6 separate regions of the Mus musculus genome follow, and all the other regions are linked to region 1. The links are chromatin loops, found by intact Hi-C in ENCODE. Cell type or tissue: heart. All regions are shown on one strand. Region 1 overlaps Prtg (protogenin). Region 2 overlaps Nedd4 (neural precursor cell expressed, developmentally down-regulated 4). Region 3 holds the start of Prtg (protogenin). Region 4 has its middle 2.7 kb from the start of Dnaaf4. Region 5 overlaps Rab27a (RAB27A, member RAS oncogene family). Region 6 has its middle 12 kb from the start of Gm27204.

Region 1 (5,000 bases):
AGCAACCCATGGTGATTTTTAAAACAACACTATTTTCTTGAGGGTGCTTCATGGGGCCACTCCAGTGCGATCTGGTTTGTTAATTGAAGATTAACATCGGATGTGGCTCAAGTCTAGAGGTTACTTCCTCTTCCTTTGATGTGGGGGGAGGGGGGGTCGCTTTTCCCACCGCCTGGGAGTTTTCCATAGAAAAATGGCAATTCAAACTCTCTGCACCTTAGATATAAATTGGAAAGGTGGCTGGAAGGGTGGAGTGCTCCGCTCCTGTGAGGTTTTTTTCATGGTCTTGACCTCAGGTTTTCCCCTAATTTTATCAAACCCTGACCTCCGGCTCTGGTCCGGCTCTCCTGGAAGATCCCGGGGCCTCGTGAACAAGCAGCCACCGCAGGAAACAAAGGCTGGCTTCATAACCCTGGCTTATCTGTGTCTTTGGTCCACAGCCCAGGGCTTCGTAAATAATTGTTTTCTGGTGTGGGTTTTCCAGGATGCAAGCCAAAGGATTGTTGGCCTTACTGCACTGTTTGTGCTGTTTGAGCTCCACGCCTGTCAGGACTGTCACCGTCTTTGTCCATCGCTGCCGAGCACTTGGTGGTGTTTGGGAGAAATACAGAATGAAAACTTCCTACTAAGTCAGCCTGTTACATGTAGTAGGTTTACATAAAGTGCAAAAACAGACCCAGTGGTCAGAACACACACAACTGGAGTTGTTAAAAACTGTTTATTGGATGGCTAGCCGTGGGGGGGAGGGGGGTGCACATTTTTCATCCCAGCAATCAGGAGGCAAGGGCAGGGGAATCTCTGTGAGCTCGAGGCCAACTTAGTCTACAAAGAGAGTTCCAGGACAGCCAGGGCAACCCAGAGAAACACTTTCTTTAAAAACAACAACAAAAAAAAGGAACAAACAAACAAAAAAAAGGTTTTCATTTTTTTATTTTGTTTTTCTCTTGAGACAAGGTATCAATTGTGTGTCCCAGCCTGACCTGGTCCCTGTCCCCAGTGCATGGCTCAAATGTTTTCTCCTTTTTTTTTTTTTTGTTTTTTTTTTTTGTTTTTTTCGAGACAGGGTTTCTCTGTGTAGCCCTGACTGTCCTGGAACTCCCTCTGTAGACCAGGCTGGCCTCGAACTCAGAAATTTGCCTGCCTCTGCCTCCCAAGTGCTGAGATTAAAGGTGTGCACTACCACGCCCGGCCAAATGTTTTCTCCTTAAAGTATTTTACTCCTTACTATTTGTGCTAGTTAGGTGTTTGTGTGTTTGTTTCAACTCGACACAAGCCAGAGTCATCTGAGAGGAGAAAACCCTGTTGCTGCTTCTTTATGAGTTTTCTCTTTTTGATTGGTGATTGATACGGAAGGGCACAGCCCACTGTGGGCGGTGCCACTCCTAGGCAGGCATATCTTGATAGCATAAGAAAGCAAGCTTTGGGGAGCAAACCTCCTCCCTGGTCTTGCTGGGCATCAGTTCCTGCCTTGAATTCCTTTTATGATGGACTATCACCTGTAAACTGAAGTAACCCTTTCCTCCCTGGGTGGCTTTTGATCAGTGTTTTATCACAACAACAGAAAGCAACCTAAGATGCTATTTTAGTTTCTGACTTCTGTTGCTTTTCCAGGATGTATTTGATCACCTTAAAGGATTATACTAATATCACTTTTATGCAGAGGGGATGACCCCTTTCAGAGATAACCTAACCTAAAACCAGGAGAGAGAGAGAGAAGGGGATTCATCCCTGAAATCACTGCATGTGTAAGAAGCCCATTCCTGGGGTTCCTGGGTTCCCCTCACTTAAACACTCTTGGTCATTTTGTTATCTGACCTTTCAGACGTGGCCGTTGGCCACTGGGTTTATAAAATGGTCCAAAGCCTAGAAGTTGAAAGTCAGCAGCCCTTTGCCACTCGGACCCTCTTCCATTTGTATTGGTTACCCCGGGTTAACCCCAGGTTACCTCTTGCTGCCTCTCAGTGCTTCTTCTCAACAAGCCCATTTAGCCAGCTGCCTTGTGTGTATTTACAGTAGTTTGCAGTGCCCAGCCTGGTCCCCAATCTGTCCCCAGCCTGACCGTTGTATGTGACCACCTCGCACGTAACCCGGCTGCTGCAAACCTGGCCTCCTGCATTGCTGGTCCACACCCATCTCCTGGCCTGGACCTCTGCTTCCCAGGGCTTCCAAGGGGCAGCTTCTCAAATACCACCTCTATGATGCCTGCTTACTCTGAATTAGAACTAATCGTTCCCACTTGTGAATACTGTCCAAGCTTTAACAAACCACTTTGCCTCAGTTAGACCCTTCTTGCACGGCACCTATTTTTACTGTTGTCACAATTCCTTATTAGCTGGCGTTCTAACCTTGCAGACAGTTCCAATGAGGAAACAATGACTTTCACAGCCTCAGAGTCATTATAGCCTGAAACCTGAGTCCCCACCCCACCCCCACCCCCACCCCCACCCCCACCCCCGCGCCCAAGCTGTTGCTCTCTCCCACATGTTTGTTGCTTAGCAGCAAGCACAAGTCTCAGGTGTTTTTCTGAATACTTTACAGTATATATCCTTTAATTCCTTACTTTATAGGTGATGCCATGAACCAAATCTAAATAGGTGTATTCCAGAGTCTCTTGGACTCCTGTGTGTGTGTGTGTGTGATATGTGTATATACACACATGTACAGGTGACTGCAAAGACAAAAAAAAGGAAGGAAGGGAGAGAGAGAGAGAGAGAGAGAGAGAGAGGCGAGGGATTGGATCTCTGGAGCTGGAGTTACAGGTGATTGTGAACTGCCAATGTGGGTGTTGTGTACAAAACTCAGGTTCTCTGAAAGAGCAGCAAGTACCCTTCATCACTGAGCAATCTCTCTGGCCCTCAGCCTTTCTTTCTACTGCTTGGTAGTTAATCCAGACTGTGGTTTGGTGAAATTTACTCAGCAACTGAATTTAGTTGGACCTTCTTTCACTGACCTGTTAAAATCAGTTTGATGTCTGAGTCCCTCCCATTCCAGTACAGAGTACATCACTCCCCTGGTCGACTCTCGAGCACCCATGCCATCTAGTGGTGCAATGAGAAAATTGCAGGGTTTTCTAGTAAAACTGGAGGAAGGCAAGCATTTTAGTTGTTGTGACCCTCAGGGGCACGCTGCAGTGAAAAATGACTGTGTGATACCCACATCTTTAACAGATAATGTAACAACTTCCATAAAGATACAGTTGTGGTCCCAGAGAGACAGTTCAGCAGTTAGGACTCACACTGTGTGCTTTACCATCACGTATGTAACTCCAGCTCGAAGAGAGCTAACATCCACTGATGGCTTCCAAGGACCCCTGCACACATCTGCTCGTACTCATACTCAGACACAGGAATAAAAATAAAATAAAAATTAGCGGGGAAAAGAGATGCGGTTGGCCCTCCATTATTGTTAAGTCATACGCCGTTAAGGTGGAACTGTCTCCCCTGAGTACGGCTTATGACGATTTTGGCATTGCAGAAACCAGCAATTTATTGGCCTCCGCTTTTCTTGTTCTAACTTGAGTGTCATAACTAAGTCTAAAATCTGGACATAGCTAACAGATTGGATTAATCTTGGGGTCCATCTGCTTGCTGTTTCTAGGGCTTCCATATTTCACTCTTAGGAAATACTTTACTGTTCTTTAGTTGGGAAGACATTTATTTTATTTATCATTAGTTAGCTAGTTAGTTAGTTACTTTTCCGAGACAGGGTTTCTCTGTATAGCCCTGGCTGTCTTGGAACTCACTTTGTAGACCAGGCTGGCCTCAAACTCAGAAATCCGCCTGCCTCTGCCTCCCGAGTGCTGGGATTAAAGAAAGGCATGCGCCACCACGTCCGGCTGGGAAGACATTTATTGACTTGTTTTCCAACGTGTTTATTATCTTCGGGGCTGTTAAATGAGAGTTCCCATGATTCATTTGGGAGTCTCGGGAAGGCCACGCGCTCTTCCTGATGCCCTTCACTCTTAGCTGCATGTCAGACACACAGCTGGGAGCCCTTACCTGCAGACCAGGGGATGGTAATGAGAACAGTGAGCTGAGCTCAGCTGGAGGACTTGCTCACCGCTAATTTCCTGGTATCGTGGGCTCTAGGCCTGCTTTATATAAACAGCTGTCTTCGGTCTTTAAACACCTCAAAAGGTGATTTGTGATGAACCGAGCTGAGGCTTTGTGCTCCCCCACCCCCTTGTTCAGTGTGCCGTGCAGGGGCCACCTTCTCTCTTTCTCGAAGCTTCTTTCACCTAGCAGCAATTGCAGGCTTGTATGTTTATCAATTCCCAGGGCTGTGCAGAGTGCCTAAAAGGCTATTCACTTAATACTCTTATAATGTCCCCTTGTATCTCCATCTTCCAAGTGGAAATAAATAAGGCTTAGAAATAGAGGAACTTGCCTAGATCTATATAACTAGTAACTCATATAGAATGTTTGTGGATATTTTGTTTCAGTTTGGGTCATGGTCTCACTATCCACATTTCACCTCACTATCCTGCCTGGCATGGAATGTGCCTTGTAGAGCGGGCTCTCCAGCTCACAGAGGTCTGTCTGCCTCTGCCTCCTGAGAGCTGGGATTGGAAGTGTGCACCACTACATCTAGCAGAATGTTGGTTTTTATTAGTATCTCCTTTGGTGTATTCAGCATAAAAGCAGAGGCTGGCAGGATGGCTCAGTGGTTAAAGCATCTGCCGTGAAGACTGACAACCTGAGTTTGATGCCCAGAACCCACGTGATAGAAGAGACTCACCACCCTGTCTGTTCACCATGGCATGTGTGCACCTACACATATGTACACATGGATACAGAATAAAACATAAACTGCAACAAAAATGTCTTAAGGAAAAGCAAGGGCTGGAGAAATGACTTAGAGCCATTGAAGAGTGCCTGCTGTTCTTCCAGGGGGCTTCTGTTTGGTTCCAAGTACCCATGTCAGGAGGTTCACAAATGCCGGTGACAACAGCTCTCGGGGATCTGACACCCACTTCCAGCCTCCAATGGCACCTGACATAC
Region 2 (5,000 bases), 150 kb before region 1:
CAATATGAGATCTTCTATTTCTGTTTCTTTTTTTTTTTTTTTTAAATAACCTGTACATCTAAGACCTGGTACTAAAATAATTGCAATGAATGTTTCCTTACAGCCAGGCTGGGAAGAAAGAACCCACACAGATGGGCGAGTCTTCTTCATAAACCACAGTACGTGCTGCATGGCTTCTCTCTGGCAGTTGTTTGTAGTACTCAGGTGTGGACATGAGGAAGAGGAACAGCTCTTTTCTTTTCTTTTTTTTCCCTCTTAGATATAAAGAAGACCCAGTGGGAAGATCCTCGCCTGCAGAACGTGGCAATCACTGGACCAGTGAGTTCTGGAATCTGGTGCTCTGGGTCGGGGTGAAACTAGAGGAACACCCTCCTCCGGCCTCTCTTTTCTTTGAAAAGATAGTGTGAAAGCCTTTTTACCCTGCTCCTCAGGCTTGGACAGCCAGAAGCAGTCAGGGCTGGGCGCTGTGGGGGCTGGGGCAGTAGACTGCCCAGTCCAGGCAGGCTAAAGTAACACACAAGGCATCAGGAGCCCGGCTGGGGCGGGGTGAGTGGCACCTCCCTTTCATCTCCAGGATCACACCTTGAACTAGATTTTTAGTCAAAGCCATTGCAAAATGCCTACTATTTAAGCCTTATTCATGTTTTGTATAAATATTTCAGTGTCCCATAATTATGCTGATCTTGAGTTAGGTTAATTTATAGGAAACTCTGCCATATAGCTACTTGTTTTTGTTTTTGTTTTTTGTTTTTCTGAAACAGGGTTTCTCTGTATAGCCCTGGCTGTCCTAGAACTCACTTTGTAGACCAGGCTGTCTCAAACTCAGAAATCCACCTGCCTCTGCCTCTGCCTCCCAAGTGCTGGGATTAAAGTTGTTCACCACCACTGCCCAGCCTACTTTTTTTTTTTCCTTCAGATTTTAATACACAAAATTAATCAAAATTGGATATACAGGTTTTTGGGTTTTGTTTTGTTTTTTTAGTATCTAGCATGTTAGTGTGTACTCTTTAAATGATAAGTAAGTAAGGGAACTCCTGGGAGTCCATGGGAAACAATGTATTTTTCAATGTTTCCTTTAACGGAGAAGGCATTTTTTTCAGAAGTAGCATGAGCTGCGAATAGTGGCACATTGTGTTAACAACATAAGTCAAGTACGTTGATTGCTGTGACTTCAAGGCTAGCCTGGTCTACATAGAGAATTCACAGATAGCCAGTGATACATAGAGACTCTCTTTACAAAAGGAAAGAAAAGCAGCCGCAGAGACTGCTGAATGCTATTTTACTTTTAAGAGAAATTTTTTAAAAATTAAGTTTTCTGTTTGCTTTTCTTCATATGAAACTTCAATTTCCAAGTAATTCTTTGTTGTTGTAAATACTCATTAAAATATCCAGGGGGAGAATATAATGTTGTTTGGAATAAAAACGACCTAAACTTCCTTCATTTTTTTTTTTTTCAAATGTTTTCAACTAAAGGCAGTGCCCTACTCCAGAGATTACAAGAGAAAGTACGAGTTCTTCAGAAGGAAGCTCAAGAAGCAGGTGGGTGACGTCATAACAGCTGCTCACAGAAAATGGTGGTGTGTGTGTGTGTGAGTGTGTGTGTGTGTGTGTGAGTGTGTGTGCGTGTGTGTGTGTGTGTGTTAAATTATTTTCAGAGACCCATTTATTCAGCCTGTATGAGTGTTCTTCCTCATGCATACCTGGTCTGGTGCTTGTGGAAGCAGGAGAGGGGGCTGGGTCTGCAGCTGCAGTTCCAGGATGGTTAAGCTGTCCTGCGGGCCTGAATCTGGGTCCTGTGCAAGAGTAGGGAGATCTCTGAGCCACTGAGCCACCTCTTCAGCTCCATGATTTTTAAAAGATTATTACTTTTAAAGGCTGGACATGGTGATGCATGCCATTAATCCCAGCACTCGGAAGGCAGAGGTCGGTGCCTCTCCATGAGCTCAGGAACAATCAAGGATGTGTAGTGACACCTTTCAAAAAACAAAACAAAAGGAACTACAAGTTTAATTGTGTGTGAGTGCTGTAGCTGCCAAGGTGTCATGTCCGCTGTCCCTATAGGTGGTTGTGAGCTGCTTGCCATGAACCCTGTGAGCTGAGCTCAGGTCCCTTACGTGAGCAGTGCGTGCTCTTACCTGCTGAGCCACCTCTCTAACCCTGGGATGCGTGTATTTCAGATAACTTATAAGTAGCATGCTTACATTCCTGTGTACTTTTCAGGAGTCTTTGTAATTTAGAAAAAGATCATGGGGGCTAGAGAGATGGCTCAGCAGTTAAGAGCACTGACTGCTCTTCCAGAGGTCCTGAGTTCAATTCCCAGCAACCACATGGTGGCTCACAACCATCTGTAATGGGATCTGATGCCCTCTTCTGGTTTGTCTGAAGACAGTGGCAATATACTCCTATACATTAAATAAATAAATAGGAAAGGAAAAAAGAAAAAGGTCATAACACAGTTGCTGTAGTCTCTCTCCTCCTGTTTTTGTTCTTTGTAACTTGGTGATCAGGAGATTTTCTTTCTTGGTGTTTTATGTTTGATTGTGTTCCAGGCTTCTGGACCCTTGACTACCTTAGGTGTTAATAGCCATCTATTCTCAGCTTTAAGCACAATACATGTCAACACAATTTAAAAGTTAACAGTGTGGCTGGAGAGATGGCTCAGACCACTGACTACTCTTCCAGAAGTCCTAAGTTCAATTCCCAGCAACCACCTGGTGGCTCACAACCATCTGTAATGAGATCTGGTGCCCTCTTCTGACATGCAGGCAGAGCACTGTATACAATAAATAAATAAATAAATAAATAAATAAATAAATAAATAAATCTTTTTTTAAAAAAAAGTTAGCTGTGAACACAGTGCAGATGTATGGTATTGTTACTCATTTCCTTATGCTTGGCAGATACGTTTGTTACTCTTTCCCATGACCAAACTTCATTATGTTTATTATTAAATGCCCATCATTTGGTATAACTAGCATTTTAAATGCCTTCCTCGTGGAATGGTCCCTTCCTCCTTTCCCTGCAGTTTAGGGGCGAGGCCACTAGGTGGCAGTACTAGTTGTGCTTTTTTGAGGGGTTCCAAGCTGGTGACTTCCAGGGATTCAAAATGGTGGGTTAGATACCAGAGTTTTTCATTTACAAATTTAACAAAATGAAACACTACTTTTTTATTTTTAGTGTACATATTATATTCCCCAATAAAATTTTTACATAGAAAAGGCCTTTTAAATTCTTCAGAACTTTTTCCTTAAACAATAACTTTGTGTATAAATTTCTATTTTTAGGCATTGTGATTTTAAAGCATTTGATGAGGGATATGGGTAGATTGACCTCTTCAGTTCGAGGCCTGCCTGGTCTTCATAGAGTTCCAGGACAAGGGTTTCACAGAGAGACTCGATCTCAAGTTAAAAAAAAAAAAAAACCACAAGCTTTTTAAAATAAGGGAGCTTGGGCCTGGTTGTGCACACCTTTAATCCCAGCACTCAGGAGGCAGAGGCAGGCGGATTTCTGAGTTCGAAGCCAGCCTGGTCTACAAAGTGAGTTCCAGGACAGTCAGGGCTATACAGAGAAACCCTGTCTCAAAAAAAAAAAAAAAAAAAAAGAAATCATACCACTTCCACACTGGATATGGGGATGCATAACAATAAGTCCAGACTGGGTGGGTTGGGAGTGGGCTTTGAGGGTTTCTAGGCTACCCGGAGCAAGTGAATGGCAATCCTGGATGACAAAAATGGACCCTGTTTCTTAAAGCAGGGTGGGGAAAGAAAGTTCAGTACACCTAAGTGGGGTTGTCCTGGTGGCCTTACTTAAAGGGAAAGGGTATCGGTGCCTGGTGAAGTGTGGGAAACACACTGGGCTATTTTAAACATGTCTCTCTCCCTGGCTCTGCAGACTGACATTCCAAACAAATTTGAAATGAAGCTTCGCCGCGCAAACATTCTGGAGGATTCTTACCGGAGGATTATGGGTGTGAAGAGAGCTGACTTGCTCAAGGCCAGACTCTGGATTGAGTTTGATGGTGAAAAGGGCCTTGACTATGGAGGGGTTGCCAGAGAGTGGTTCTTCCTCATCTCGAAGGAAATGTTCAACCCTTACTACGGCCTGTTTGAATATTCTGCTACGTAAGTTCCTGCTGCCTCAGCCTCCTCATTTGCTAAGACTCAGCCACACGTCCTTACACTGTTCATAAATACTTTAAATGGCTGTGCACTAAATTATAGTCTCCAAAACTAGGTTACATGTTAGAAAGCATGGGCTACGTGATCGGGGCCACAAGGAGATATTTCAGAAATAGCTTTTTAAAGATTGTTTTATAGGACCTGAAAATTGTATATAATGTACATAGAAATTACCATTTTAACCTTGTGTGTGTGTTGTGGATTGCACGTGGTAGGCAGGCCGTCCTCCACAGAATGCCCACCTCACAGACCTCTGTAAGCACACACTTGGCTGGCGTTTCAAGTGCTTCCTGTATTGTTGATCTCTGTACCTTTCCCATCCTCCTGAATAATTCTACATTCATTAAACACTTTTCCCACCATATACAGGCAGCCACCAGTCTGCTATTCTCTGTGCCTCTGACTACATCCATACATTAGATGCATGGGACCATACAGCACTGGGCTGAAGTGTATGGATTATGTCACTTAACATATGTCAAGTGACATTTCCTTGGAAAACATGAACAAACCTCTCTTACCAAAGATAGGGTACCAAGAACAGACCAACCTTTTATTCTTACCAAAGCCCAACATGGAAAACCAATGGGCTAACTTGAAGAACTTTTGAGACATGTGGGTGAGGGACTCTTCTGGCATCAGGCATGACTCTTGGGCAGCAGAGAAGCCCTTCCTAGCATGGGTGAGGCCCTACAAAGGCTGTGTCCCTGGAGCTCCCTGCATGACCACAGGAGCTCTGTTGGTCAGAGTCTCTTCTCCCCTGCTGCTGCTTTACCTCACCCAGGGGAGTGGCTTTGTAGATCTTTTACGTTTTCATAACTT
Region 3 (5,000 bases), 76 kb before region 1:
AGGAGATATTACTAATAAGAAAGTCTGTGCTGGTTAGTATGTCAACTTGGCACAAGCTAGAGTCATTTGGGAGAGGGAAACTTAATTGGATAAATGTTCCCGTCATACTTGAATGTGGGCAAGCCTGTGGTTCATGCTCTTGACTAAGGATTGATGCAGTGTCTCTGTGGGCGGTGCTACTTGTGGGTTTGGTGGTCCTGGATGCTGTATTAAACAAACAAACCACACACACACACACACACACTCACACACACACACTCACACACACTCTCACACTCACACACACTCGCATGCACACACACTCACACATACACACACACTCACACACACACACACACACACACACACACACACACACACACACACACACACATTCTCTCTGACCAGCCAGGAAATGGTACTCCTCAATGATCTCTCCTTCCTGCCTCCAGGTTCCTGCTCTGACTTCCCTCAGTGATGGATTGTTGGCTGTGAGATAAAATAAACTCTTTGCTCCCAACTTCTCTATTAACCTCACAGGTTCATCATGGGAGGCCAAGGAGTACATATGAAAACTTTTGAGCAGACCACAAATGTTATACATGGTCAGAGGAAGTCTCTTCCTGTCCAGTGTAGTGCAGTAAATACACGGTCAACTTGGTTCAGCATGGTGTTTAAGGAACATCATCTTTCTTCATTTTGTTTCAATGCAAATACTGTTCCTCAAAGCAGCACCAAGTCCCAAGTCATTAAAGACCCCTGGCTGTAACTGAATAAGAACATCTTATTAACACATCTTATCCAGGAAACAGAAACACTTGGGGTCTGTTGGGACTAAGAAGCCCAGAGGGAGAAGAAAATAATCATAATAGAGAAAAATCTAGCCAGTCTGGGAATGCTGGCTCAAACCTATGCCAGCCAGTCTGGACAGCATAGGAGTGAGGCCCATGTTTGTCTGGACTGCAAATGAGACCCCGTTTCAAAACAACCCAAACAAAAATGTAATTTAAAAGGCAATAGTTCCATATGTCATTTTTCTTTCTATTCGAATTTATATTCTGAGGTTTAGAAATTGTCCAAACTCATCTAAATTATAAGACAAATTCGGACGCAACTGTTATTTTACACGGGGTTAAAATGAAATTGTAAAGTAGACTGACTTTTCTTTAAGTACATTTTAGAGTAAGTGCGGGAGTCCTAAAGGCTTTCCAAAACCACTCTCCCCTCTCTCACTCCCACCCTCCTCCCCGCATGCAATCAGGAGGATTCCTGGAACTTGCTAAAGGCAGTTAGTGACAAAAGCTAGATTTCCGTCAGCGGCTTTAATTAAAGTTAGCTTTTAGCCTGTGCCCTCGTCATGTGCCAAAGATTTAGATCGGGATTAGCAAACGCTAATCCACGTGTAAAAGCTCTGTAGGCTCCATACGGTACCCCCCCCTCCCCCCGTTAGCCCGCCCTCTTTAAATGTACGTATCGACTCCTCTGGGTTATCCTTAATTAATTTCAAGAGCTGTGAACAAATTCCCATCGTTGGTGTCTTCTTTCATCAGCCTAACTTTTAAGCAGGTAACCCCCAAAGTCTGGCCTCGCACAGCAAGCCCTGGATAGCCCCTGGTCTCACTTCTACTCTCTCTACTTTCTGAGTTTAGTTCTCACATTAAAAACTTAATTAGCTTGAAGCAGTGTTAAAACGTCCCCCGCCCCCCAAAGTAACTGCTAATTTTAGGGCTCTCTAAGATGATTTTGAAGCCAGGGCTGGATCTGATGAGACCAGAGAAGATAAGAACAGTCTCCAAATGTGGGTGGTAGTTGGGGGGTGGGGGTTGTCGCCATAGGATGCCTCCGGGGGCGCTGACAAGCCTCAGAAGTGGGAACTGGGTTTCCCTGAACAGGGCCTGGGCTGGTGAGCAAGGCAGGGGGATGGGCAGGGGCCATCAGGGGAGAAGTCTCCGGCCTTTCCACATCTCTCAACACCATCCCTCCACCCCAACCCCCTCCTCCGTGCAGAATCTTCAACTGGCCCGCAGGAGGGAGAAGGGCCCCGGGGGGCTGGCCGCGGCCAGGAGGATTGGCCTTTGTGGCCCGGTGGCCGGCCGTGGCGCGCAGGCCGAGGGGCGGGGGCTTGACCCCCAGGTGCATTGTCCAGCGGGGCCCTCCCCCTGTCCCCGGGGTCGCCCAGGCGATCTCAGCGTGTCCCTCCGCCAGCAGCGCCGACCTCGCCGTGCGGGGCCCAGGGGCCAGATGTAGAAAGTAGTCCCCGGCCGGCCAGGCTGTCCACTGCGCCGCCCTCTACAGCCTCCCTCCGCCCCCGGCTGGACGCGGCGCGCGTGGTCCCCGCGGCCTGGCGCACTCGCGGGGCTCCGTGCGCCTGCAAGCGGCGCGTCGCCTTCCCACGCCGGAGCAGCGGGTTGCAGCAGGAGCTGCGGGTCCAGGAGAGCAGCGGGAGCAGCGGGCGCGGGCGAACAGCCCGGGAGCATGCCCGCGCAGCCCCGCTGAATGGCGCCTCCCGTGCGCCCGGGGATGCTGCCCCTGCTGCTGTTGCTGCTACTGCCGCCGCTCGGCTCGGTTCCAGGTGGGCGCGCTTCCCATGCGAGTGTGCGCGACCGTGCGCGGGGAGGGGGACGGGCAGGGATGCCCCGGGTGGTGGGGCTGGCCAGGGTTCTCTCCGGATGCGCTCTCGGAGCGCTCCGAGGCCGAGGCCGAGTCTCCCTGGATCCGCTGACCACTAGCCCAGTTCATGCCATTGTCCGAGCTGCGGCCAGCTGGGGGCTCCGCGCTGCCTCCCCGGCCGCGGCCGCACGTGGTTTTATTTATATTGTTTCCTGAGTGGCAGCCTCTCCACGCAGGGGGGCGCCGCGGTTGCGCGCCGTTTCCAGGGTTTGCAGTGGGGTTCCTCCAGGTCTCGGTGGCCAAGCGGGGCGCCCCACGTTTTCGAAGCTCCAAACTGAGCAAGAAGATGGGAGGATGAAATTGCAAAGAGAAAGTTGTATGGCCCATTTATGCCCCAAGAGAGGCAAGGAGAAAGGTGTCTGAATAGAACTTACTTTCTGTATGTAGGTCTTTGGGTTCCCAGCTAGAGGTCCCTGAAATCTCTAGATTAACCTTGCACAAACTTGCATAAATTTATTTATTTCCCTTTCTGCAGTCTTGGTTTCTTCAAGGACAGGAAAATGTAAAGTGAATATTAGGGAAAGGAGGGTCTTTGACGAGAGGGGCTTGAGTTATTCATTTATAAGTTACCCTCACTGGTCTCTTCCTCCTTCTCCTTCTCCCCTTCTTTCCCCTCCTCCTTCTCTTCTTTTCTTTCTTTTTTTTTTCTTTCGTATCTTTTTTTTCCCCCCCTGGAGGAGTTAGTTTCAGTTAGCAAGAGAAAGGATCAAAGTGGGATGCGGCTCAGAAACACAATGGGCGTCTTCCGGAGTGGTGCACGCTGCAGGGCTGTTGGGGTAGCTGCCCAAGGCAGACCTTAGGGGAAGTCTGGAGCCCCAGACTCTGAGGTTTTCAGGATCTATCTTGATCAGAAACAGATAAATCATTACTGAGTATTTGTAACCAGGGCCTCGAACTGACCAGAAGAAATGTTTAAAAAAAAAAAAAAAAAAAAAAAAAACAACTCCCACCAAGACCCCCACTTTTTTTGTTGGCTCAAATCAACAAGCTTTTGCTCTGATGGCAGGAGTGCTTTATTCTGGGGGACCTGGGGCTTGTGTATGCTTGGATAAAGCATTTCCTCTGCTCTGATAAAAATGTGTATTGGTTGATTAAGCAATCTCCTATCCTTCTTAGACAGTAAGGACCAATTAGTCACGCATTTTTTTTCCAACAGTTGGTAGCACTAAAAAAGTGAAATAAAGGTTTCCTAACCCGATCACCCACTGAGTACAAGCGGCAAGTTACCAACTTTTCAAAGTCTATTGTGTGCCCTTTAAATACCTAGCTGGCTTGGCAGAAATGAAGTAAATGGATTTCTTTTAAGGAGTGGAGACAGCATCCCTGCTGTAAAAGGGCAGATAGGAAAAAAAAAATGCAAACTTGTAATTTGTCACAAAAGATAAACGTACTTCCCAAAGGAGTAGGTGCCGGGTTTCCCAAAAACACTTCAGGGGACAAGGAAATAAACTTGCTTGTTCACAGAGTTGGAGTTTTGCTAATGATTTCTTGTAAAATTAGACTTTTATGACTTAACCCTGTTCAAGATCTTTTTGACAAGCTTGTAAAGTAGCAAACAGCCTGTGCTAGTAGGTTCTGATGATTTTGGGTCTCTGGCGAGAAACCTGAGAACCAAATTTTTAGGCTGCATAGAGGGTATTAGAATCTTCCCATGTTTTGAGTTGTTGGAAGGGTCAGTGGTTATTAGGGTCCTTGGAAGTTGACCATTATGGCTGGAGAAACTGCCTTCTACCAGGAAGATGTGTTTTACAGTTGTGTGCTAAATGCTTCTATACCTGTAGTTCTGGATATACCTCTTTCTCCTTTTTTTTTTCCCCTTTGCAGGAGTGTGGAGCTTTAGCGAACTGTTTTTCATGAAAGAACCACAGGATGCAACAGTCACAAGGAAAGACCCAGTCGTTTTAGATTGCCAGGCACACGGAGAAGGCCCCATTAAGGTCACATGGTTGAAAAATGGAGCAAAATTGTCCGAAAATAAACGGATCCAGGTTCTATCTAACGGCTCTCTATACATCAGTGAGGTGGAAGGCAGGAGGGGAGAGCAATCGGATGAAGGATTTTATCAGTGTTTGGCAGTGAACAAATACGGGGCCATTCTTAGTCAGAAAGCTCATCTGACATTGTCAAGTAAGTGCTGAAATTCTTCTTGGTGGTTAACGGTTTTCATTGTTAGAATATATTTTCCGAAATTGACTTACAAATAGCACTAAAATCATGCATACATTAAGAATTTTACCAGAGAGGATGCTAGCTGGCGCTAAGGGATGCATGCAGAGAAATCTATGTATGTAAACTCCACAGGTTGGGAAGCAAACTCAAATCCGACTTTGGACACAGCGTGAAAGAAAACC
Region 4 (5,000 bases), 72 kb after region 1:
GTAGTACGTACCTTTTGTTTCAGTACTAGGAAGCAGGCAGGAGGATCTCCTGCAATTTTGGGGCTAGCCTGGTCTACATAGTGAATTCCAGGCCATCCAGGTATGCAGAGTATGATGGCAGCCTCAAAATAACAATGCAATAACAACAAAATAATAAAGTGATTACTAGATCATTCCAAATTATAATCTTTACATGGCTCATACACAGGTTACACTTCTCAAAGAAACTGAAAGCTCAGTAACTGATAGAACTTGGTCAAATGTGGATAGTTTTTTTAAAGTCTCTCAAGTGTTAAATCCAATACATTTGGAATTTTAAGTATCTCTCCTAGGAGATACTGACCCTGTACAGTTTCTCCATTCTGCTCAACCCCCTTCCGCCCCCAACACCATGCAGGAGTTTAACACTGAGCGTGCCTCCCCACCTTTGTGTTTTAGTCTAAAGTTTTTTGTTTTTGTTTTTGTTTTTTTTTTGTTTTGTTTTGTTTGATTTTTTTTTTTTTCGAGACAGGGTTTCTCTGTATAGCCCTGGCTGTCCTGGACCTCACTGGCTGGCCTCGAACTCAGAAATCCGCCTGCCTCTGCCTCCAGAGTGCTGGGATTAAAGGCGTGCGCCACCACGCCCGGCTAGTCTAAAGTTTTAAGACAAGCAGAGAGTCTGTTTTCCCATCAGACTACGGTCTTGTCACCATTGCTTTCAGGGAGACACGTGTGTCATCTGTGCTGTGCAAGGACTGTCACACTTAGACTCACTGCTAGTGGAAATGTTGAATGTAGGCTTTCTTGAACAACTTGTCAGTTTGTCTCCTCTGGTGTTACTCTATTCCAGATTCTCTTGAATAAAGGTAGTTTTTAAGGAGAAGACCTGATTATTTTAAGAGTTTGAACTTTCTCTCATTAGGAGGGGTAAGTGTGAGTGCATTGGCTTTGAATGAAGTGGAACCATCAGCAGGTTAAGGGAGGCTCTGGCCCGTAGGTTGCCAGGAGTTGACACTGATTGAGCGAATTTTGGTCAGGTCCTGCTATGTACACTTCTTTTCTTCAAAGAACAGAGATGAGGTAGAAGGTTAAATCTGTGTGACTTTAATATTGTATGCAATGCAGAAAGATACAACTAAATACTTGCCATGCAAGGGAGACACCAGGATCAAGAAGGTGGTTTGGGGCAGGGTGGAAGTGTGAGGTGGGGGCTTGGGGGTGTGGGGTTAGGAGGGGCTAGAGAGATGGGTAAGAGCACTCGCTGCTCTTCCAAATGTTGTTCAATTCCCAGCACCTACATGGCAGCTCACCACTGCCTTCTGTAACTCCAGTTCCAGGGGAATCTGATGCCCCCTTCTGGCCTCTGTGGGCTCTGCATGAACATGGTACTCAAAAATACAGGCAAACACCCAAACACATAACACAAATAAATTTTAAAAGAAACGGCTTAGTGGGCATGATGGCACACACCTTTAATTCCAACACTTGTGATGCAGAGAACAGGCAGGTCTCTGTGAGTGTGAGGCCAGCCTGGGCTACAAACAGATGCCATATATTCTTAAATTTTTAAAATTTGGCATTAGTAAGTCAGATGTGGAGTCACATATGTATTCCAGGCAGAAGGACGGAGTTTCATTATGTAACTAGCCTGGGCTACATAGTGAAAGAGGGGTAGGGAAACAGTGGGGTGAGAGGGCTCAGCAAATCAGTAGCCCGAGCTATACAGCAAGTTCCAGGTCAGCCTAGACTACATGGTGTCTCTAAAATGAACGAATGAATAGTAATTTTTAAAAAGAACCTTTTGTTTTATATACGATGCTTATTTGTTTTATGTATTAGAGGTCAGAGAGCAACTTGCCAGAGTTGGTTCTCTCCTTTGACCATGTGGGTCCTGGGGCTTGAACTCACGCTATCAGGCTTGGCTCCTTAAGAATCCTTTTTTTTTTTTTTTTTAACTTCCTTTTTTCAGCCATCATTTAGTGTACAGCAATAATTTGCTTGTTTGTATTGCTATATAATATTCTGTTTGTGTATTTACTTTAGAAATATTTAGGTGCTTTCCAGGTTTAAAGGATTTCATTTATTTTATATTATGTGTAGGAATCTTTTGCCTGGCCTCTGTCTATGCACCGTATGCATGCAGTGCCTTTTGAGGCCAGAAGAGGGCATCAGATTCCCTGGACCTGGAGCTACAGACAGTCATGAGCTGCCTTGTGGGTGCTGGGTTCTCTGTAAAGCAGCAGTCAATGCTGTTAACTGGTGAGCTGTCTCTTTAGGCCCTAAGGGAGGACATTATTTTTATCTATCTATCTGTCTGCAGTTTCTCCTCCCTCCTCTCCTCCCAGTCCTTACCCCCATCCCTCCTCCCGACACCCATTGTTCCTCCCCTTCTCTTCAGAAAAGGGGAGACCTTAAGGAGGACATTTTTTTTTCACACAAGGATCGTATGAGATCTGTCTCAGAGAAGACTGGGTTATAGACAGTTAAAGGGTCTTTCTTACATTCCTTCAGTTTAAGCCAGGCAATGGTAGTACATGCCTTTAGTTCCAATACTAGGGAGGCAGAGGCACAGGCACAGGCAGGTGGATCTCTGTGAGTTCCAGGACAGTCAGGGATACACAGAGAAACCATGTCTTAAAAAACTGGGGGGTGGGGGGATGGGGGGGTGAGGGGGGACGACGACAAAGTTTCTTTAGCCTAAAATATCTAATATGTCAAATATAGCATGGTGTGGGATAAGCAAAGGGATTGCCTCCATTTTGGAAGCGCTGAATCTAGTTGGAAACTTCCTTCTCTTAGGCTGTCCCAAATTCCAACCCCTTTCACAAAGGCGTTTCTCCCCTTAGTCTGTTCCCTCCTGCTCAGTGTGCTGAGCTCAGCTTGTTCAGCTACAGAGAGATGGCTTATACGCCTGGGTTGAAAAGCTTTGAAGAAATATGTTAGATAAAAAAATTAACAATATTATGCTTTTTGATAAACATCAGTTCTGCTTTTATTTGTTTTTGATTTTTTTTTTTTTGAGACAGGGTTTCTCTTTGTAACCCTGCCTATCCTGGAACTCCCTCTATAGACCAGGCTGGCCTTGAACTCAGAGATCTGCCTGCCTTTGCTTCCTGAGTGCTGGAACTAAAGGCATGAACCACTACTGCCGGATAGTTCTGCTGTATTTTATTTCAGACAAGGTCTCATGCAGCCCAGGCTGGCCTCAAATTTAGTATGTAGTAGAAGTTAGCTTTGAACTTCTGGTCTTCCTGTTTCCACTTTGCAAGTTCTAGGATTTCAGCACACACAGCTACACCTACCTGGTTTGTGTGATGCTGGGATTAAACCCAGGGCTTTGAGCATGCTAAGCAAGCTCTCTACCACCTGAGCTACCTCCTCAGCCCATCAAGTCCTTTAGTATTTTATAATTTATTTGGTTTTCCAAGATAGGATTTCTCTGTGCAGCCTTGCCTGTCATGGAACTTGCTCTGTAGACCAGGCTGGCCTCGAACTCAGAAATAGATGCCTGCCTCTGCCTCCCAAGCACTGGGACTAAAGGTGTGTTGGCACACTGCCTGACTTCTTTTTTATCTTTATTTTTAAAGATTTATTTATTTATTATATGTAAGTACACTGTAGCTGTCTTCAGACACACCAGAAGAGGGCGCCAGATCTCATTACAGATGGTTGTGAGCCACCATGTGTTTGCTGGGATTTGAACTCAGGACCTTTGGAAGAGCAGTCGGTGCTCTTATTCACTGAGCCATCTCACCAGCCCCAATTTTTTATTTTTAAGTATGTGCATGTGTGTATGTGTGTGTGTGTGTGTCTGTGTGTGTATACAGTGCCTGTAGAAGCCAGAAAAGACACAAGAGCTTGAGACAACATGCTAGGAACAAGAATAGAATAAAAAGAGGGAAATGGCAAAAAGCAGGATGAAAGTGAAACAAATCAGCAGGATGTTAGGTTCTCTGCTCAGAAGGACTGACAAAGGAGCAGAAGTTTGAGATAATGATCTGCTGACAAAACAGGTCAGGATCAGGAAGGGAGAGATACTAACACCAACTCTACTGATCCTAAACTTTCTGCAATAAATTATGCTGGAGTTTAAACATTTCCCTAAATGCTCTCCAAACTTTTTTTTTCTAGTTTAAAATGCAGCATTCTATGTGCAAATAACTTCTCTAGTACTTAATTACATTTATCATTCACATCAGACTCGCGTAATGTAGAAACTGGGCCTAAGGAAGTAGTGTAGAAGGAGCATTTAGAATAAATGAAAGATCTCAGTCATTTTTCTGCTAACAATGCACATGGCACTAAAGACGTTGGGCTGAACTACACGGCCTTCAAGTTTCTTGGCAGCTGAAGTTCGGTGTGTATTATTGAAGTCCAGTGTAAGCTACTGGGAAATGGATCAGTTTAAATCCAATAGATCCTACTATGGAATTGCAGCAAAGTTTATTGTGAGGCTTTTGGGTCTCAAAAATTGAAGTTTAGGTCCCTTCCCAGGGTTAAGGGAATGTACACACCAGTGCTCCTAGGATGGGTGACGGCGTCAGCCCCTGAACATCAAACGTTGCTTTGTATTTTGAGACAGAATATTTGTGTTTATCAGGGTGGGTCTCCAACTGAGGGCTCTGCTCAAGTCGTGAGATTACAGGCTACCACACAGCAAATGGTCAGAGCAAACCAAACGTCCTGACTCTAAATGTGCCTTGCTGTCACAATGTACACATTCCAGCTCTGCCGACCCATATCCCTCTGCATCCTAAAGCTCCAAGCTTTTTCCTTTCCAGAGCTGGGAATACAACCCAGCCTCTCCCAGGGAGCCACACCACAGCTTCTCTTCTCCTTTAGCAAAAAGTCACTTTAAACTATTTGTATGTAATTAAGTTGTGCCTGCGTGTGAGTGCGGTGCCCTCGGAAGCCAGAAGAGGGTATCAGATTGGAGCTCCTGGCGCTTGAGAGACGCCGAGCACGGGTGCTGAGCCTCGAACTCGGATCCTCTGGGAAGCAGTGCCTGCGCACGGCAGTCT
Region 5 (5,000 bases), 210 kb after region 1:
TCTCCTGTGGCCCACCCGAGACCACAGAGCAATTTCTGGGAAATGCTCAGCCAGGCTACAGTGGTGTACTATGTGGGGACCTGGGCACTGGTGCCTTTAACGGCTTGAGGCTGGCAGAGCCAGGTGCCAGGCAGTTCTGGTACGGCTCCTCCCTCTTGAGAGGCTCTCAAAAGTGTGGAAAGGAAACTGAGGGGCCAAACACCACAAGTCTGACTGAAGTGCTGAAAGGGATGCTGTTTTGCAAGGGCATAGGAGGAAGTCGGCCATGAGGCAATAGAGGCCACAGTTCTTGCCCGTGCTTTTGAGAAGTGAATGTAAAAGTAGGGCAGGGCGGTCAGAAGAGTCTTTCAACAGGATGTCTCAAGCACCCGGAGAGTGGAAGGGCCAACCTGGCCCACTCTAGGCCTTCATCAGATCTTTCCTTGTTACAGCATGCTGGGTCTCGGGATCCTGTAGTCTGCCCAGCATCAGAGAGCCTGGTGTTGCTTTCTGTTGTACGAGGATCTGAGCCATGCAGGGACTGTCTTTCCCTGTGTCCAGCACACACGTGCCACGGAAGAGGTCACAAAGATGGGCTCTAATGAGAAACGGTTTTAACTGATGAGGATAAAGGAAATGCCAGGAAGAGAGAGGGGAGAGATAGAGGCTGTCCATGCTCCTTTAGTCACGGAAGATAACTGGCGCTGGGAATAAACCCCTTTGCCATTTTTATTCCGAATGGAGAGAGCCATGGAAACTGTGAAAGGGGTTAAAGGACAACTGAATGGATATACTTGTGTGCTGTGCACATAATTGGCCACAGATTTGAGAACTCTGTCCCCCCTGCTGGTCGCTGATGAGGGAAGGCACTCCAAGTTTCTGCAACAGAAGCTCAGTTGAAAACCTTTATTCAGTGTCAGTGATAGATGCATCGCCACAGACCAGGCTATGGATTTCCGGGGTCTGAACTCGGCGGTGCTCCGTGATAACTCAGAACTAGGGAATGTGGTCTGAATTTGGTCTCTGATCGTTTGATCCCTTGTAAAGAAATTAATGGGGGCCGGAGCGATGGCTCCATGATGAAGAGCGCTTGTCAACTCTTGTAGAGAGCCAGGGTTCGATTCTCAGCACCTATTCAGTAGCTTACAACTCCATAACTCCAGATCCAGGGGACCCAATGCTCTTTTGACTTCCTCAGACACAAGGCACGCACACGGTGCACACATAGACACACACGCAGGCAAAACACTCATACACATAAAAATAATACAATTTTAAAAGAAATAAATTAATGTATTATTGTGCATACATTGAAACAACATAAGTAAGCTACAACCAAACACACAAGACTGACTCCTGGAAGCCACTTCAAGGACGCAGCGTCCAGCAAGACTCGCCATCAATTCTGGATCCACATGTAAGCCAAATGCCTAGACACATTTGACAAAACTCTCTAGAGATCATCATTGTCATTCTGACGACTTCTACAGTGCTGGGGGCTGAACTCTAGGCCTTGCACATGCCAGACAAGTGCTTTCTTAGTGAATATATGAATATATGTATATATGTGTGTGTGTATGTATATATATATATACACACACACACAGTTGGGAGGCAGAGGCAGGTGGATTTCTGAGTACGAGGCCAGCCTGGTCTACAGAATGAGTTCCAGGACAGCCAGGGCTATACAGAGAAACCCTGTCTCAAAAAACCAAAAAAAAAAAAAAAAAAATTTTGTTTAAACTATGTTTGTATAGATGCAACTACCCAGAAGGTCCACCATAGATATCAGAGGCATTATGTCTCTCTGGAGCTGGAGTTACAGTTGTGAGTGCCCGATACCGGTGCTGAGAACTGAACATGGATCCTCTGCAAGGACAGTAAGGCACACTCAACCTCTGAGCCATCGCTTAATCCCTGGCAACTTGGTGTTAAGGTTCCAGTTTTGTCAATAAGTAAATAATAGAAGTAATTTTTAAAATTAATTTATTTTTTATTTATATGAGTACACTGCAGCTATCTTCAGACACACCAGAAAAGTGCATTGGATCCCATTACAGATGGTTGTAAGCTACCATGTGGTTGCTGGGAATTAAATTCAGGATGTCTGGAAGAGCAGTCAGTGCTCTTAACTGCTGAGCCATCTCACCAGCCCGTGATGAATTTGTTGTTGTTGTTGTTGTTGTTTTTCGAGACAGGTTTTCTCTTTTTAGCCCTTGACTATTTGGAACTCACTCTGTTGACCAGCCTGATACAAACTCAGAGATCTGCCTGCCCCTGCCTCCTGAATGATGAGATTAAAGGCATGTGCCATCACCACCCACCCTTTTAAAAACACATCAAAATATTTGTTGTCTCCAGGAACTCCCAAGTAACTATTAAGTGGCCATTTGTTAGGTGGCTATATCAACCAACCATTTTTCATACCTCTAGCAAGAGCTCTCCCTGGCAATGCTGCTTTAGCGCCATCTTGTGTACATAAGGGATAGTACCAGCTTTCTATGGTGAAAGTAATGGTCCTTTTGAATTTATGTTCAGGTACCTGGACTTGTTCTCAGATAAGAATTTGGAAAAGAAAACATAAGCATCAGACACACCTTTAATCCCAGCACTCCTGAGGCAGAAGCAGGAGGGTCTCTGAGTTCAAGGCCAGCCTGGTCTACAGAATGAGTTCAGGACAGTCAGGAGGGCTACACAGAGAAGTTCTGTCTTGAAAACCAAGCCAAACCAAAAGACCAAGCTGCTCTGGAATGTGCAGAACTGGTGCCTCTGGCATGCTGGGACTGCAGGCATGCACCACCACATCCAGAAAGAATGCTGTTACTAAGAAAAGCCTCTCCATGTCTGACTGTGCCTATTTTGTTTGTTTGTTTGTTTGTTTGTTTTGTTTTGTTTTTTAAAGATGTATGAGCTGGGCGTGGTGGCACACACCTTTAATCCCAGCACTAGGGAGACAGAGGCAGGCAGATTTCTGAGTTTGAGGCCAGCCTGGTCTACAAAGTGAGTTCCAGGACAGCCAGGGCTATACAGAGAAACCCTGTCTCCAAAAAACCAACCAACCAACCAAACAAAAAAAGATGTATGTATTTATTTTATTTATGAGTACACTGTAGCTGTCTTCAGACATACCAGAAGAGAGGGCATTGGATCCCATTACAGATGGTTGTGAACCACTATGTGGTTGCTGGGAATTGAACTCAGAACCTCTGGAAGAGCAGTCAGTGTTCTTAACCACTGAGCCATCTCTCCAGCCCTGACTGTCTGTGTTAAGTGTTGTACCTGTGTCTGTCTCAGGCCCTTAGCACCATGACCTCCAGTTACTGCTCCTTTTCACGGATAAGAAGGCTCCAGAGCTATGTGGGGAGCACAGTGCTTGCTCTACAGCTTAGAATACTTGCTGTTTCCTGACTGTTCAGTACTGACTCTCCTAGAATTCACGAACATAGACCAGGCTGGCCTGGAATTCACAGAGATCGGCCTGCGGCTGATATCGTGTGGGGCTCTGTGACCAATCCAGAGTCTGTTGTTGCTTTTGGTTTTGAAGCAGGCTCCTGTCAGATGGTTCTGCGGTCCAGGCCAGCCTGGCACTTTGCATACGCAAGTCTCGGCTTCCCAAGTGCGTTTAACACAAACTAACAAGCAAACAAACAAAAGCATAACACGGTAAGCTGAGAGGGGTGGTGCACATCTGCAGTCGGAATACTGGACAGGCTGAAGCAGGAGGACTGTGAATTTGAGGCTACCTTGACTACATAGAAAATCCCAAACCCATTTGAGTTACCTAGTTAAATCCTGTCTCAAAAACCAAAAGGTTGTGGGTGTTGCTCACTCATGGATCCAAGAGGGTGTTTCGGTTGAACAGGGGCTATAGGGTGTGTGAGAACCTATGTAGGAATGCAGGGCCAGGCATAGTGATGTACACCCGAAAGCCTAGCTTGGGAGGTAGAGGCAGGAGGATCCTAAGTTTAAGGACAGCCTCACAACACAACAAATTTGAGGAAAGCCTGGGCTACATTAGACCCTGTCTCCAAAAAAAAAAAAAAAAAAAAAGGAGAGGAAGGGAGAATGGGAGGGGGCTTTAATTTCTCTGGTGTTGGGAGTGTTAAGTTTCAACACTGCCCCCTCCCCACCCCACCCCTACACAAAAGCAGACCTGGCTTCCAGATTCTTCCAGAATCTCTCAGTCCCTTCCTGTGTGGTGGCATACACCACCCTCTACCCTGAACTCTCCAGCCCAGGGACTCTTCCCTACATAATCCAGACATTTTGGATACCTGCTCCACTTTTGTACCTTTGTCCTCCTCTCTCCCTCCCCCCCCACCACACACAGCTCAGGGTCATGACCACTCTGGACTCTCCCAGATGCCCCAACCTTTGGCTATACTCTCTCCTGAGTGTATAATAAACTTTCTCCTCCACCACACCCATGAGCAGTCTTGTCCTTTCCTTCCTTTTTTTTTTTTTTTTAATTTTTTTTTATTCAGGGAGCACAGAGGTTCTTGCATCAACAGATCATTAGGGAAACCAGGGATGTTAAGCATACAAAAGATTTCTTTTCAAAGAAAAAGATGTACCACCAGTTTTTCACCCAGATAGCTAGCTGTGGATGTTGCTAACGTCCTGATGGCCTTAGCTACCTGTAGAGCCAGAACACACCCAAATACCACAGAATGTTTATCCCAGACACTCCCTCCAAAGACCTTTTATTTTTCGGTTTCTCAATCAACGGGATACATATACTTTATAGACCCAAGGACGTCTACAGTTTGATGGAGACATATCAGATCCTCCCCTAGGCACCTAAGCTACTACATGGAGCCTATCTCTGGAGCCCGTCTTCTTGGAAGAAGTAACATATACTTTGAGTTTGAGGTTTTTTTTTTGTTGTTGTTGTTTTGTTTTTTCTGAGACAGGGTTTCTCTGTGTAGCCCTAGCTGTCCTGGAACTCACTCTGTAGACCAGGCTGGCCTTGAACTCAGAAATCCACCTGCCTCTGCCTCCCAAGTGCTGGGATTAAAGGC
Region 6 (5,000 bases), 120 kb before region 1:
TCCCAGAAGCCTAATCTCTAGCGGTGGCTGTCACCCGAGGAACAGCAGCTGAGGCTGACTTGAGCTCCACGTGCTACCTCACTCCGCACAAACGCACCTGAACATAAAAGAAAATCCTCCTGGTTTCTTCTCAGGGCTGTCACAGTGCAGGGCAAGCATGACCACCACAGATGACCACCCAGAGCTTAGAGAAGCCCTGAGGTAAGGCCTTGGATGCACTGAGAGGCCTGAGGAAAGGAGGGGGAGATGGGAAAGAAAAGACGTGTAAAGGATTCTTCAACCCAGCCGGAAAGATTCTGCCAAATAGTAATCTGTAGCCATTATGAAATTTCCAGGAAGGAAAAGATTAGCATGCAAAGGAGGCACAGATGTGACTGGAAAAGTTTCTGCTCTCCTCAGAGACACCAGCGTAGGCGCTCAGAACTAAGGGCTTGCATCAGAGCCTCAAAGGACCACTGAGGTCAGAGGGTCCACATCCCTTGTGTTATGGATGAGATGGGTGATGGGACAGATCTGCAGGGACCAATACAGAGTTACCCAATAACTGCAGATGTTCACAGTATCCTCTGAAGAGCCAGGTATAAACCAGGCCCATGTGCCCATTGGGACAGTCAGGGATAAGCCACAAAAGTTCTCTTTGAGTGACTGCTCTCTGGTAGAGGCCAGGGCTGACCCTGGCAGCACCTGGGTATAGAAGAAAGAACATTTCCCACAGCCGAGCTCTCAACAGGTTGTACTTGTGACCAGGGATGGACGCTGCATGGTGGGAACAGAACCTCCAGGCAGGAGATATGGAGAAAACCAAGGCGAGTTAAGGGGAAGAGAGCAAGAGGAACATGGCCACCTCTCTGTAGAAGACAAACAGGCCCAGGAAGTGACCCATTAGGACCATGGGCTGCGGTGAGATGGCTCAGTGGGTAAGAGCACCCAACTGCTCTTCCGAAGGTCAGGAGTTCAAATCCCAGCAACCACATGGTGGCTCACAACCATCTGATCACGAGATCTGACTCCCTCTTCTGGTGTGTCTGAAGACAGCTACAGTGTACTTACATATAATAAATAAATAAATCTTTAAAAAAAAAAAAAGAATGGAATGAAATTCCAGATTAATTAAAAAAAAAAAAAAAAAAAAAAAAAAAGGACCATGGGCTGCAGTTGTATAACAAACTGAGTCACCAAAAGAATAACTTTAATTATAGGACCATACAAAAGACAGATAACCTATCTGGGCGGTGGTGGTGCACACCTTCGATCCCAGCACTTGGAAGACAGAAGCTCTGTGAGCTGGAGGTCAGCCTGGTCTACAGAGCAATTTCCAGGACAGCCAGGACTGTTACATCGAGAAACTCTGTCTCGAAAACAAAACAAAACAACAAAGCAAAACAAACAAACAAACAAAACCAAAAAAAGGTAAGCAGTCTCTGAGTGAGATTTCTGGACCTCCTCCCACTGGGTTAGGACCCGGAGAGGATAATGTATTTATATGTAATAGTGTAACATGTGGCAGGCATGTTACAAGTATACAAGAGAGAGATGCTTGGGAAATGATGCCTGTGTCCCCTTCTGTGGTAATCTACTATGCAGGCATATATGTGTATTCTACTTCTCTCTGTGTGTGTGCACGCATGTGCCATGGCATGTGTGTGGGGGCAGAGGACAACTTTCAGAAGTCTGTGGTTCGTTAGGATCAAATCCAGGTCCATGCTTGGAGTCAAACAGCCTTACTCCCTGAGCCCCCTCACCAGCCCAATCTATTATACTTAATAAGTGTCTCCCCCACTGTGTTTCATAACAAAGGAGTTATTTTTTCCAAATAAGACACTGGTCTGGCATTTGTGAGAAAAACTCGAGAACAAAGTGTCTGGTGAATGTTGTTTACTGACTGACTGCTTGTGAGCCACTTGCCTTCTTAGGGCTCCATGCCCCTGCTCTCTGGGGGCCCCCTCCGCGGTCCTCTCTCCAAATAACTGGGCCTGTGACCATTCAGGAGCTCTGGAGACAGGAGCAGGGTAGAGTGGCGGTATTTTCCCAGACACTGTGGAGCCTAGGTTGAGTTTCTGTTACAAGTGTCATTTGTGTGTATGAAAGGCCACTGGGACATGTAATTAGCCATCTCTTGAGCCTGTCTGATTTCACTTTTCACATGGAGGGTATGAGCATATACTGTGCTTGGCTGGGCTCAGCTGAAAGAATCAACGGGTGTCAATCGGTTCATCCGCTGAGTTTCTATCTCTGCTCTACCCCTGACTCCCGTCTGCGCCCAAAGGGCCAGATCAAAACCAGTCCTGTGATTTCTCCTAGCTCAGAATCTTCTGACACCTCCAATAAAATGTCTGTTGTTGTCCTCAGCCACTCCTTGAGGTCATTTCTGCCAGAAGATGGCGCCACGGACTCATGTTTGCCCGGAAGCGTGGGCGGTCGTTTGCGAATCAATCCCCTCTGCTTTCAAAGGCTGCAGGGAACTCACCTACTTACCAGCTGCCAACAGATTAATCTTAGAAATACTGCTGCTCATGCTCCCAGGGGGTGGCTGCACCGTGCGCCATCTCTCCCTTTGCTGACTCCGAGGGCATCAGCATGGTCTTTGGCCCGTCGTCTGGTTTCTGGAAAGCGCTAACGGTCAGGGATGAACATGTGCTGTTGTTACATAGTACCCACCATCAGCCATTTGCACGCTGTTCAGAAGGTACAAATGGCCACCGAGCTTGTCAATTGCCTAATTGCTGCTTGGGGGCGGAGGGGGGGGGGAGCAGATACAATTTTGCAACCTTAGATCTCTGGCAGCAGCTAAGCTAGAGAGGCTCAGAAAAGAGTGGTTTCTAGTTGTCTCAGGTTACTGTGAGCCAGGTCAATAGTGTGGAGAGGGATCAGGGCAGGGAAAAGAAAGGAAGAAAGAAAAAAAGAAAGAAAGAAAGAAAGAAAGAAAGAAAGAAAGAAAGAAGGAAGGAAGGAAGGAAGGAAGGAAGGAAGGAAGGAAGGAAAGAAAGAAAGAAAGAAAGAAAGAAAGAAAGAAAGAAAGAAAGAAAGAGCAAGAAAGGAAGGAAGGAAGGAAGGAAGGAAGGAAGGAAGGAAGGAAGGAAGAGAGAAAGAAAGAAAAGACCTTAGGCCAGCAGGCCCATGACTGGGATACTACCCAAAGACAGTCTAGGAGACAGAAAGAGGATCCAAAGTGAAAATTCCCCTAAATGATCCTAGGCTTTGATTTCTTCTCACATGTTAAAGAAACAGAAGAAGGGGAGGGAGAAGAAAGAGAGAAAGGGAGGAAGGAAGAGTGTGTCAGTGTGTGTGAGTGTGTGTGAGTGTGTGTGTGTGTGTGTGTGTGTGTGTGTACATCTGCTTGGGAGATAGCTCAGTCTGTAAAGGACCTAAGTTAAATCCCCAGAACCCGTGGTTTGTTTGTTTGTTTTTAACAAGCCAGTCATGGTGGCGCAAACTTGCAAGCCCCGTGCTGTGCTGTGGGGAGGTAGGGAGGGGGGACCCCCGGGGTGGGGGTGGGGTGGGTCACTAGCTACCCAACCAGCCTACTCAGTGAGATCCAGGACAGTGAGAGACCCTGTCTTAAAGATAATGTGGGCCAGGTAGTGGTGGCCCACTCCTCTAATCCCAGCACTTGGGAGGCAGAGGCAGGTGGATTTCTGAGTTTAAGGCCAGCCTGGTCTATAGAGTGAGTTCCAGGACAGCCAGGGCTACACAGAGAAACCCTGTCTCGAAAAACCAAAAAAAAAAAAAATAATAAAATAAATAAATAAATAAATAAAAAATGGATAGCTCCTAAGAAACTAGAGACCCCCCTCATCCCCTGAGAAAGAGAAGGGGGAGGAGAAGGGAGAGGGGAGCAGGGGTAGAGCTGAAGGCAGAGAGGGGAGAGGAGAAAGAGACCTGGGCTGAAATGGGTATCATTAAATAGTTCTGATTCAAATATATCAGCTAGCTCTTCTTCCATAAAGAAACCCAGTGGTTCTCAACCTGTGGGTCGTGACCCCTTGGGAGACACACTTCAGATGTCTTCCATATCAGATATTTATACTTTGATTCATAACAGCAGCACAATTAATTATGAAGTCATAATTAAATCATTTTATAGTCAGGAGTCATACAACATGAGGAACTGTATTGAAGGGTCACAGCATTAGGAAGGTTTCGAGAACCACTGAAGTAAATAATTTTAAGATTCAAGTAGAAAATCCCAAGGCATCATTGGACCTTCGTTTCAGGAGTCCTGCGTCTCCTTGGCATATGGAAGCACTGGGCACTTCCTAGCTGTCATGCCGGGCATACTGTGGACAGATTCTGACATCTTGAACGTTTGGTCGTGGCCTCAGCAGAGCCTTTAAGATGAATGTGTGTGGGGTCTGAGGAGATAACTTGGTGGTTGAATACCTCCCTGTGAGCTCCAGGACCTGAGTTCGGATCCCTGGCAGCCGTGTAGATGTTGGGCTGAGAGGCAGAGACAAGAGGACCCTGGGGTTTTACTGGCCTGTTAGTATAACTCATCAGTTCTCAACCTTCCTGGTACTGTGACCCTTTCATACAGTTTCTCAGGTTGTAATGACCCCCCCAGCCATACAACAATTTTTCATTGCTGTTTCATAACTGTAATTTTGCTAGTTATGAATTGTAATGTATATATCTGTGTTCTTAGGAAACCCCTGTGAAAGGATCATTCTACCCTCCCCCCCCCAAAAAAAGAGTGAGACCCACAGGTTTGGAACCACTGGTGAGTCCAAACAGCTAGCTCCAGATCCCGTTAGAGACCCTGTCTCAACAAATAATGTGAAGAGTGATAGAGAAAGGTACTGGCCTAAAGATACTGGCCTCCACAGCCTTCATGTGTGCATGTATGTGTGAGTGTACCTACCACACACATACACACACATGAACATACATGCACACACACATACACACATGTACACACACATACACACACATGCACACACACATGTACATACATGCACACAATAGACATACTCACATGCACACACAACTGCATCAGTTTCTGA

The links. A loop is a pair of places that touch in the nucleus more often than their neighbours do. Peaks named below come from ENCODE experiments on the same cell type or tissue, not always from the same donor. Only the 100,000 strongest peaks of a DNase experiment are listed, where the experiment ranks them.
Region 2: it touches region 1 in a loop (10-fold over the local background); 2 of 42 quality-filtered maps call a loop at or near these places.
Region 3: a loop joins it to region 1, with 3 times the contacts of the local background. A loop is called at or near these places in 10 of 42 quality-filtered maps.
Region 4: a loop joins it to region 1, with 2.1 times the contacts of the local background. A loop is called at or near these places in 10 of 42 quality-filtered maps.
Region 5: a loop joins it to region 1, with 2.8 times the contacts of the local background. A loop is called at or near these places in 8 of 42 quality-filtered maps.
Region 6: a loop joins it to region 1, with 8 times the contacts of the local background. A loop is called at or near these places in 40 of 42 quality-filtered maps.

The regions. Positions count from the first base shown.
Region 1 is chr9:72,881,117-72,886,116 of GRCm38, forward strand. The region is part of intron 11 of Prtg (protogenin); the gene reads left to right. Among named protein-coding and RNA genes, the nearest start is that of Pygo1, 42 kb to the right of the region's middle. In heart, a CTCF peak has its summit at 3,059 (motif pointing left); a DNase peak (open chromatin) is centred at 425; H3K27ac peaks cover 1,459 bases.
Region 2 is chr9:72,731,119-72,736,118 of GRCm38, forward strand. It overlaps Nedd4 (neural precursor cell expressed, developmentally down-regulated 4), which reads left to right. Exons shown (of 24, transcript NM_001357998.1): 11 at 104-158; 12 at 260-318; 13 at 1,474-1,539; 14 at 3,892-4,121. Among named protein-coding and RNA genes, the nearest start is that of Nedd4, 40 kb to the left of the region's middle. In heart, a CTCF peak has its summit at 3,043 (motif pointing right); no DNase peak of the experiment used is centred here.
Region 3 is chr9:72,804,982-72,809,981 of GRCm38, forward strand. It overlaps Prtg (protogenin), which reads left to right and starts at 2,293. Exons shown (of 20, transcript NM_175485.4): 1 at 2,293-2,551; 2 at 4,474-4,776. The coding sequence starts at 2,476. In heart, a CTCF peak has its summit at 2,804; no DNase peak of the experiment used is centred here; H3K4me3 peaks cover 4,143 bases; H3K27ac peaks cover 4,892 bases.
Region 4 is chr9:72,953,607-72,958,606 of GRCm38, forward strand. It overlaps a transcript of Dnaaf4 not described here. Among named protein-coding and RNA genes, the nearest start is that of Dnaaf4, 2.7 kb to the right of the region's middle. In heart, CTCF peaks have their summits at 1,354 (motif pointing left), 2,132 (motif pointing right) and 3,630 (motif pointing right); no DNase peak of the experiment used is centred here; H3K4me3 peaks cover 658 bases; H3K27ac peaks cover 352 bases.
Region 5 is chr9:73,089,508-73,094,507 of GRCm38, forward strand. The region is part of intron 5 of Rab27a (RAB27A, member RAS oncogene family); the gene reads left to right. Among named protein-coding and RNA genes, the nearest start is that of Khdc3, 10 kb to the right of the region's middle. In heart, a CTCF peak has its summit at 2,450 (motif pointing left); no DNase peak of the experiment used is centred here; H3K27me3 peaks cover 405 bases.
Region 6 is chr9:72,764,490-72,769,489 of GRCm38, forward strand. No RefSeq gene overlaps it. Among named protein-coding and RNA genes, the nearest start is that of Gm27204, 12 kb to the right of the region's middle. In heart, a CTCF peak has its summit at 2,370 (motif pointing right); a DNase peak (open chromatin) is centred at 2,412; H3K4me3 peaks cover 643 bases; H3K27ac peaks cover 2,851 bases.